2 separate regions of the Mus musculus genome follow, and region 2 is linked to region 1. Evidence: chromatin loops called from intact Hi-C (ENCODE). Cell type or tissue: left cerebral cortex. All regions are shown on one strand.

What was found. Peaks named below come from ENCODE experiments on the same cell type or tissue, not always from the same donor. Only the 100,000 strongest peaks of a DNase experiment are listed, where the experiment ranks them.
Region 2: it touches region 1 in a loop (6-fold over the local background); 10 of 42 quality-filtered maps call a loop at or near these places.

Annotation. Positions count from the first base shown.
Region 1 is chr13:56,257,626-56,262,625 of GRCm38, reverse strand. No RefSeq gene overlaps it. Among named protein-coding and RNA genes, the nearest start is that of Neurog1, 7.9 kb to the right of the region's middle. In left cerebral cortex, a CTCF peak has its summit at 2,722 (motif pointing right); DNase peaks (open chromatin) are centred at 2,750 and 4,358; H3K4me3 peaks cover 614 bases.
Region 2 is chr13:55,826,234-55,831,233 of GRCm38, reverse strand. It overlaps Pitx1 (paired-like homeodomain transcription factor 1), which reads left to right. Exons shown (of 3, transcript NM_011097.2): 1 at 1-462; 2 at 2,559-2,794; 3 at 4,623-5,000. The coding sequence starts at 294. Among named protein-coding and RNA genes, the nearest start is that of Pitx1, 2.7 kb to the left of the region's middle. In left cerebral cortex, no CTCF peak of the experiment used is centred here; DNase peaks (open chromatin) are centred at 2,119 and 4,763.

The DNA of each region.
Region 1 (5,000 bases):
GCTGGATTTTCCACTGAGTTCCCACCACCCTGCCCCCACCTCACTCCAGATGCATGAGAGCCACCTCCCTGCTCCCACACCAGGACACTTGCTCACTTGGTGGGAACAGGTGTTGTGGTAAGAAGCTTGTGGCTTTGAGCTGTGCCGAGCTGGGTGTTATCACCGAGGCAACTCCTCTCCCACCTCCTGCCCTCAGAGTCCCCAGAGGAGGCTGATGGTACTAGGGGAGTATCATGTGCCAGCCCCTTGGCACAGCTTGACGATAACTGACCTATGACCTTGGCTGTGATGTGAGGAGGTGAGAGAGTCACCAGGACCTTCAATCTGTGCCTGCCCAGCTCCCACAGCCCGCAGGGGTAATTAGGGACTCTGCCACCTAGGATGGCAGCACCCCCGTTCCCACCCCACCCTCTCTATCTCCTCAAGTTACACCACCGCAGAGTGTGGGCATAAATACCCACCCACCGAGCCTTTTTCCAGCAGGGGCTGAACACCCAGCAGAGTGCCCGGGGTTGGGATGCCAATCTGTGGGTACTCTCAGGTTACAGAGGTGGGGTAATCCCCAAGACGTGGTATGGCTTAGACCTCCTCCCATCCCCTCCTCCTCCCAAGATGGGGAAGAACTGTGTGTATGTGTATATATCCACACATGAACCTCACTCATGCATGAACACCACTGCCAGGGGCTGAAGGCACAAAAGGAAGAGGAATAGGTCTCATCCATGGGAGCTGTGAATGTGTCTTCTCTGCTTCATCAATACTTTCCTTTAGAGGGAATTAGGGTTCCACTCCACAGATACGATCTCCCCACCACTGGCTGTCCTTGTCACTCTTAATACAGGTCCACAGATACGATCTCCCCACCACTGGCTGTCCTTGTCACTCTTAATACAGGTTGTGTTTGAGGCCCTGGGGCTTCTGCACCTACAAACTCTGTGTGTGTGTGTGTGTGTTTTCAATATGTCCTACAGTGGTAAGGTAAGATGCACTTAGATGATAACGAATAATGTGGTTTTTTTTTCTGTTTGTCTAAAACATTGCTAAAATTCTTTCCCAGGGAGAGACATAAACAATGTCTTTACCTCCTTCTATGGTCTTAACAAGCTGAGGAAGAAATCTACTGAAGTATATCTGAAGAACCAAAGAGTTTCTCGGGCTTCCTTACAAGGCATAGGTAATAGCTTGCGTACAGGGGTGTAGAAGGTGTGGGTGCTCCCCCTTCCAAAAGGAAGGCTGTATCCAGTGGGAATGATGGTTTTCCTGTATCTCGCGAATGGTGTCCCCTCACATAGTCAGCCGTCCCAGACCTGTGCACCCTAGCCTTTCCCCAAAGCCATGTATAATTAAAGCAGAGTTGACTAGGGCAGGTGGTGGCTGGGATCCTCAGGTGAGGGTCTCATGGCCCTCCCCTTCTAATGAGGGGGTTGACTGTCAACAAGCCCACCTGGGATCACCCTTTTGTAAGAGAGGTACAGCTGAAACCCCCAGGACTCCTGTTGCTGGCCTCAGGTCACTGCACGGGCACTTTCAGGTGACCCCCACTGTGCCCAAGGTGGATGCCTTCCTAGGGGCTATTTCCACTTTCCTAGATTTTTCTTGTGACTTCCCCCTCTCTCCAGCTCCCACCTGTCTGAGGCACAGGCTGCTTGTCACATGGTCCTTGCTTTTTTTTTTTTTTTTTTTTTTTTCTATGCAGCAAACTCAGTCTATCATGGCCCCAATTAGCATCAGGGACACAGGGAAGAGAATTCTAAGCATTGTTGCTAAGTGAGCGCTCGGTCCCTGAGCCAGGGGCAGTGGCCACCCCACTCAGCCAAAGAAGGTTGGTATGTCCCTACCCCACCCCCAGCGCAACTCTGCGATCTTGTGCTGTGGAACTACACCCACCCTTGAGGCTCCAGGGTCAGGCAGTACTCCGCTCATCTAGGACTGTGTCCTCCCCCTCATCGGGCAGTCCTCCCTCCAACCCCTGCCCCCACCTCCCCTTCAGATGCAAAGCGGACATATGGCTCATCTCCATCTTTGGGGGAGGTTCTGTCTAAAGTCGTCCCAAAGATTCAGATTGTATGACAAATCACGTTCTAGACTATCGTGGCGAGAAAGCCGCCAGGCGCTTGCATCATTACCCCCAGACAACAGCTTCATTAGGCTGAAAGGGAAGTTTGCCCCAGTGCAAGCGCCGCCACTGACCTGGGCCCCTCTCTTCTCCATTGTCTGTGGGCGCCACGGCTCGCGTCTTCATACCATATGGTCCATTTGAGCACCCCACACTGCCTTCCTGGGGAAACGGGCATACCGAGAAGCCCTAGGATAACCAGTGGCCTGTCTCCTGAGTCCAGGGACGAGCCTGACACGGAGTGAGGTAGAACTGGAAAAGAAGATGGGGACCAAGGGTCTCAGGGAGGCCTGAGTGCACGTCTACTGCATTTGGAAGCTCCTCCGAGGTCCCTGGACTCTAGGCATTTCTCCCCCACGCCCCATCCTCCACCCTAAAAACAACAACAAAAGTCGATTAAGCAGAACTGACAAAACCTGAAAACCAGGGTATCCCTTTGGGAATATTCAGGAGTCTGATTTAAGGGGAATTGTGGGAGCAAGACAAGGAGAGCTGCTTTTGTTCCTAGCTCCTCCACCATGTCTTTGAAGCTTTGCTCCAGGCGGCCTCTAGGACCTGATTTCCCCCAGAGGAAGGAGTCTTATGCAGCCCTGCACAGAGAGGCGGGAGCCATCAGAGGGCACCCTCGAAGAACAAACGTTGGGATTCAGAAATCTGCCTACAGGGACCTCGCTGACTTTTTTTTTTTTTTTTTTTTTAAGAGTAAGGAAGAAAGTCTGCCAGTACTGGTGCGGTGCTTGGTTAGGTCGGCCAGCCCGGCGGATTAGGGCCAGGATTAACATTTTAAACTCCGCCAGGCTCCCTGACTCAAAGATCTCGCTCGCTAATCTTATTACTATTCCTCGGATTATTGCCTTACCCTTGGCAGAACAGACTCTAAAATCAAATTGATTAAAGTCCCCTCCTGTTTTCTCTTATCTCCTTTGGTGTGTAGGGAGGGACCTGGGCTTCCGAAGGAGCGGACTTTGAAAGTCCGATCCCACTTCGTATTCCGCTCCTTCCCCCTCCCCTTTCCACGCCAGACTACGGTGAGAAAAGGAACGACACGGTTTCTTTAGTCCCTCCCACGTCAGCTCCTAATTCCCGGTCATTTATCCCATATTAAAACTTCTTTAAGTAAGAATGGACCAGCAGCAGCACCTGCTATGCAAATGTGGCCAAATCCAGCAGGGCCGCCGGGCGTGCGCCATTCAGCGCTCCCGGCGGCGCCGCGCGGCCCTTCAAATGCAGACGGGGCGCGGGTCCCGACAGATTGCGGGGGTGGGGGTGGGGGACAGGGCGGGGCGGGGCGGGGCGGGGCTGCGGGAGGGGCTGGCTAGCGGGAGCCCCCTCGAATCACCTCTCCCCGGAGACTTTCTTCCCTGCAACTCTCTCCTCCACCTACCTTTACTGTTTTCTCCCACTGACGCCAAGGTCGCTATGCCTCGGTGTCCCCGGAATTCATCCTTGCGCCCCCGCCTAAATCTAGTCAGCCTCTCTGGTGCGGGCGTAGTGTGGCCGCGCCCGCGATGGGACAGGAGTGGAACAAGGTCGCCTTTGACTCCCAGCCAGCGCCAGCGTTCCCGCAGCACGCTCCCCTCCGCAGGGAGGCCGCGCCGTGGGATAACAAGGATTAGCGTGTTGGAGACCATTGAAGCCCTCCCGGTCCTCACGTGGCTATAGGCTCAGTCGCGTCTCGTGCGACCCTAATTCGCTCACGAGAGGAACCCGCTCGCCCGCACCCGGGCCGCGTGCTTGATCAGGCGCCGGATCACTTTGCGCGTTCCCAGGGCCCGGGCGTGGGAAGAACTGTGGCGCGAGGGTCAGCGACACAAGGCTGGGGGACCCCCTTCCTCCAGCCCCCAATCTTTATTTGTGGCCCCATAAAAGAGATAGTGAAATGCTGGCTCTCCGGGGGCGCCCGGCAACAGAGAGGACCGAGGCGTCCCAAAGACATTCAAAGCGATAAATACACTTGCGCTGCCCGCTTGCTCTGTCCCTTGGGGGCATAGAAAATGAGGCGCTTTCCTCCCTCCCTTTAACTCAAGGGGAGTACCAATAATTCATGTATGTTATAATTCTTCATCGCCCCTAGGTAGTCTGGGAAAACCAGAAGAAAAGAAAATGCCAGAAAGTTATGGTAAAACTTGAGTTGCCTCTGAAGTCGCTTTCTTTGCTCCTGCTGCGAGAGTTTGAATACCGAGAATGGCCCTGGACTGTAACAAACAAAAAGAAGGAAGAAGACAAAGGGTTTCCAGAAAAAGGTTTAGCTAGAAGACAAGGCTAGCGAAACTGAAAGGAGGGGGGAAGAGCTTTTACAACGGGACAATAAGTGTACTAATCGCTTTGATATATTATACAAGCCCAAAGACTCAAAACATTGTGTAATTATTTATAAATGACTTCTCCACTCCTGTGCATAATACAGAGGAAAGAATAAAACCGCGGGCTACTCTCAAACCATTTCTAAATAGACCTGGTTCAAAAGGAGGCAGAAGTGTTTGAAATAAAATAATTAATGGTGGATTTTATGGTTGTCTCATTAAAACATTTTAATTACTGCAAACAAAATGCAATTGTGTTTGAAACCTGACGTGAAGTTAGGTAGCCCAGTGTTAACGATGGTGAAGGAGGGGAGCGCTTTGGTTTCGGACTTTAGTTTGGCATTCTTTGCGTAGCCATTGAGGTAAATTTCATGTTGACCTCTTCCGCATGCCCCTCGCAGGGTTCCCACACTTGACCCACACACAGGCAGTGGCTTCAATTTTTTTTAATCTCCTGCCCACGAAGAAGATGTTAAGGATTGCAAATACACAAGGCAGCTAAAAATAAAATGAAGTGAAATGAATTCTTGGTCACTTGGCTTCCCGTGGCAGGTGCAGGCTGGATTCAGAAAGCCAAACCA
Region 2 (5,000 bases), 430 kb after region 1:
CTCTGCGGGCTCCGACCCGAGCCTTAGAAACCGGCCTCGAATCGGGACTGGGGCCCGGGCCGGCCGGGCAGCTGAGGCCGGAGCAGCAGGAGCGCGTGGCGGAGCCCCGAGCCCCGAACCCGGTCCCGCAGCCTGGAGAGGTCGATGGAGCTCGAACGGCGTCGCTGTGGGCGCGGGCAGCCCTGGGGGGCAGCCGCTTAGGCGCCACTCTCTTGTCCCCAACAGGTCGCAGCCTGGGCGGCCGGGAGCTCCCAGCCCCGGCCCCTGGAGCGCCCGTTGCGGTCCCCACCTCCATGGACGCCTTCAAGGGAGGCATGAGCCTGGAGAGGCTACCGGAGGGGCTGCGGCCACCGCCACCACCACCGCACGACATGGGGCCCAGCTTCCACCTGGCCCGCGCCGCCGACCCCCGGGAGCCGCTGGAGAACTCCGCCAGCGAATCGTCCGACGCTGATCTGCCAGGTAAACGCGGCTCCCCCAACCCGCGGCGGGCATCCAGCCTCCGCGCACACCGGGCGGCTTGGCACGCAGCCGGGTCCCCTCTGCGTCTCTGCAGCGAGGAGCTTTCTTTTTCCTCCCTGGTCTTAACCTGACGATGAACACGGAAATTTACACGCGCGTTCGCACGCACACGCGAAGTCACTTCCAAACAGTCCCCCACACGCCAAGCCCTGAGTGGGACTGGCAGCCCCTCTGGAGCAGGAGCAGATAGCACGCGGGAGAAAAAAGTTGAGTTTTCCCTAACTGGTTGCTGAGGAGTCGCTGGGGCTCAGGGCGAGAAGCAGATGTGCAGGGAGTAGAAGGGGTGGCCAGACAAAGTGCCCAAAGAGACACCTTGACAGATGGAGGAAAGAATCCTAAAAGAAGAGGTGGGGTCACAGAGCAGGCTAGAAGAGAGGGGTCCGTAAAGCCGAGCTCGAGCTCTGGGGACAGCGAGAGCCAGCCAGCTAGGAGGCGCGGCCTGACTCCCGGCAGAGCCGGCAGAACCCTGCTGCAGCGGGGATCCTGGCCCACGTGGACACCTCAGCCCAGAGCCACCAGGGGTCCAGCCAGGGTGGGTTCTCGACTCCACAAATCCCCCAGTTGTCTTTTAAAAAACAAAACAAAACAAAACAACCCCGATCTCTTGAGCTGGGCCCGAGATTGGGTGGCTTCGGCCATGTCCGTTTCCAGGCCTGTCCTGTCTTGGAGCGGCTGTGCACGGGAGGGGGGTCCCAACCCCAAATAGTCACAGATCTCCAGGCTGCCTGGGACAGCCATCCCGGGCCCTGGGCATCTCTTCCACGTTTATTTAATCGGTATTTGTTTCTGTTTTGCATCTCTAAGTGACTTTTTTCCAACCTCTGTTTGCTTGGTTAGAAAACAAAGCTCTGAGTGTACTTTTGTTTTTAGAAGTTTTAAGCGTGGTGTTTGCTTAAAAAAAAAAAACCTGTAGAGATTGATTTTCAAATCAAATCTACAGGGATAAATTAACAATTTTAACTGTATGCTTCCTTTGACACAATTCACTAGGAGTATTTCTCTGAAATTTAAAAGAACCTACATGCCACAAGTTACTTGGAGAGATTTTTTAAAAGTCAATTCAAAATGGCGCATTTCTTTGAGATTCCCCCCCCCCCCATCAAAATCCATTCGTAGCAGTTTTATTTTGTGAATTTAAATCATCTCGCTGTAATGTATTTATCTAGGGTTTGGAAAGTATCTCTCCCAGTGTTTGTGTGAGGGAATCTAAAATTTACCTGCAGTGATGCATAGATTCTTTTTCCCAGAGAAATGGCCATCTGACTGGAGTTTATACACATTTGGCTGTGTGTTTAGTTTAGGGGTGTGTTCACAGGAACGGTTTTGACTTCTTGATCTACATTTGCTCCGGTTCTGCCTCCCTGGCTCTGAGGGTTTGTGCACCTTTCTGTTTCTAGGGAGAGAGCTCTGAGCTTTTCTAGGGCTCCGTTTTGGTTTGTAGTTCCTTTGCGTTATGTTTGAATGCTATTGACTACTGTGTGCATCTTGAGTAGCTTTAAAGAGACAGAGAGGCCCGGGTCACTTAGACAGAATATGTCTGTCTAGGCTGCAAATGGAGGGTTTTCTAGACCTCAGAATCCGAGGCCGGTAAGGCTGGGATCCAAGCTAAGTTGCGGCTCTGACACAGCCCTGGCAAGAACAACATTCCAGGCGACTACATGGCTCTTACCCCACAGATATGCTAGCTTCAGCTGGAAAGTTTTGATGCCCGTTCAGGAAAGCTGAGGTGTCCGCTCAGATTTAGACCTTCAAGAGTCTCAGCAGGGCCGCAGCCAGCGAGCTGCAGAAGCAGGCCCTGCCTAGCTGGGAACCCAGGCCCAGATGTGGCTCCCGGGCTCTTTGCTGTGGCACGCCAGATCTAGGGGTGCTTACTGAGAACCGGCACCCGGCCCTTCCTTTCCAGCGGGGAAACAGTTCCCAGGGCCCCTGGATGGAGGGAGGGAAGCCACCGCTGACGGCAGGCGCTTCGGTGGAGCCGGGACCGGGCGCGATAGTGTTAGCCCGAGGTGACTCGCGCCCATTCCTACCTGCTGCAGACAAGGAGCGCGGTGGGGAAGCCAAGGGGCCAGAGGATGGTGGCGCGGGCAGTGCTGGCTGCGGCGGCGGTGCAGAGGACCCAGCTAAGAAGAAGAAACAGCGGCGGCAACGCACTCACTTCACAAGCCAGCAGTTGCAAGAGCTGGAGGCCACGTTCCAAAGGAACCGCTACCCCGACATGAGCATGAGAGAGGAGATCGCGGTGTGGACCAACCTCACTGAACCGCGAGTGCGGGTGAGCGTGGGGCGCGTGCAGAGGGCTACCGGCTGGCACTCAGTAGCTTAGACTTACAACTCTGACCTCGCGGACCTTGCTTCGTAGGAGACCCCACTTTAGGCCCCAGCCAGCCACCCACGTCAGCCAGGTCCCTGGGCTACTGCTTTCTTAGCCCTTTTACCTGTCCCACAGGAGCTACTGCAAGCCCCTGTCGGAAGACCCTGTCCCTGCCCTGAACTCTGTCAGAATTACTCAGAGCCGGAGATTGGGCAGAGGATTCTCTGCCGCTAAGGACCTCGGGAGCTTTAAGCCTTCATCCCCTGGAAAACGAAAGGGAAAGACAGGTCGTGCCTGGCTGCCTCAGAGAGGCCTGAAAGGTGCTTGAGTTGGGGTATCTCAAACTTCTTGGAACTGTGATCTCATTCTGAATTTCCCTTCTCCAAACTGTTTTTGGAATATTCTCCATCTTTTCTGGCCAGTCAGCCAGGTACTAGCTGGACCTTTGCCTAATGCCCTTTCCCACTGTAGGTCTGGGGTCATGTGGAGCGGGACGCTGATAGTGAGTGGCCCTTCCACTACACTTTACAGATGTAAGGTCCCAGACCCAAGGCCACACTGTATTCTGGCACCTTCCACAGTTCCCAGCAAATGCTACCCGCTCCTTCAGGAGAAGTAAGGAAATCATTTCTTCCCTGGGTGGGCAAATATTTAATCAGACACTGGGAGCACTTCTCAAGCCAGACCAAAGTCCCACCTGCCTCGTGGAGCCCCTGCCATAAGCCCAACCTTCAGCCCTCCCCAGTGAGGCTGGTCCGACCCAGTGGGAGCCTGGATGCAGCAGACCTTCACCCTGTAATTCGGAGCTCACTAATCCTGCCCAGGTTTATGGGAGTGGGGATGGTGTGGGGTTGGGTAGATAGAATCAGGGCCTGGGAAAGGCTGGGGTACAGGGATCCTGGCCTGGAGAATGAGCTAGGAGGTCGGGGGCCAATGTTGGGAAGATAGGGGAAGTCGGGGAAGACGTGGTCAGGGAGAGAAAAGTGGTCCTTACCAAAGTTTTTAGGAGAAAACAGAGGTGGAGATTAGAGGGAAACTAATAAACTTACAGAAATTAAATATTTGCAGAGAAACATATTTGGATTATATTTAGGCAGCAGGAAAGAAATTAAATATTTAAGGGAAGCAAAGAGGTTAGGCATTTAGAAAAAGAAAGGATCGACTATTTAAGGGAAACAGTGAGGGTCAGATATCTGTAAAGAAGGGATAAACTAAATATTTAGAAAAGAATAAAATGGGGACAAGAAATAAAGAAAAAAACCAGACTGGAGTTTAGATAGTCAAGAAGTGGACAAAAATTTACATTTTGGGAGGAGAAAAATTATTAAATGTAATAAATGCCGATGAAAACAAAATAGTTGAACAACGAAACTCGTCTGAAAAATCGGAGATGGTCAGTTTTGAGGAAGAAAAATACTTTTTGTGTTTGAAGGAGACGAAAAAGATTGAACTACTAAGAGGGTGGTGGTACCCCATTTGGAGAGAGATGGCAGAAAGAAGACAGGTTGGGAGGGAGAAAAGAAAACGAATATTTGTTCAAACAAAAGAGAATCCGAGTCAGAAAAAGAAAATAAATTTAACTTGGGGAAGAGGATAAAAAAAAGCAGGGGGGGGTGTGGGGGAAGAGGAGAGGGCTCGTATTTTCTGGAGACGCGAAGGGAACCATTACAGAAAATCTCGGCAGAGGCCGAAGAAAATACGGGGTGTTAGGAGAGGAGGCTGCAGAGTTGGGGGTGAGGACCCTTCCTGGCCACCGCGGCCCTGACGTTTCTCCCGCTGGCTTCTCCAGGTCTGGTTCAAGAACCGGCGAGCCAAATGGCGCAAGCGGGAGCGGAACCAGCAGTTGGACCTGTGCAAGGGCGGCTATGTGCCGCAGTTCAGCGGCCTGGTGCAGCCCTACGAGGACGTGTACGCTGCCGGCTACTCCTACAACAACTGGGCGGCCAAGAGCCTGGCCCCGGCGCCGCTGTCTACCAAGAGCTTTACCTTCTTCAACTCCATGAGCCCGCTCTCCTCTCAATCCATGTTCTCGGCCCCCAGCTCCATCTCTTCCATGACCATGCCGTCCAGCATGGGCCCGGGCGCCGTGCCCGGCATGCCCAACTCGGGCCTCAACAACATCAACAACCTCACCGGCTCCTCGCTCAACTCGGCCATGTCGCCGGGC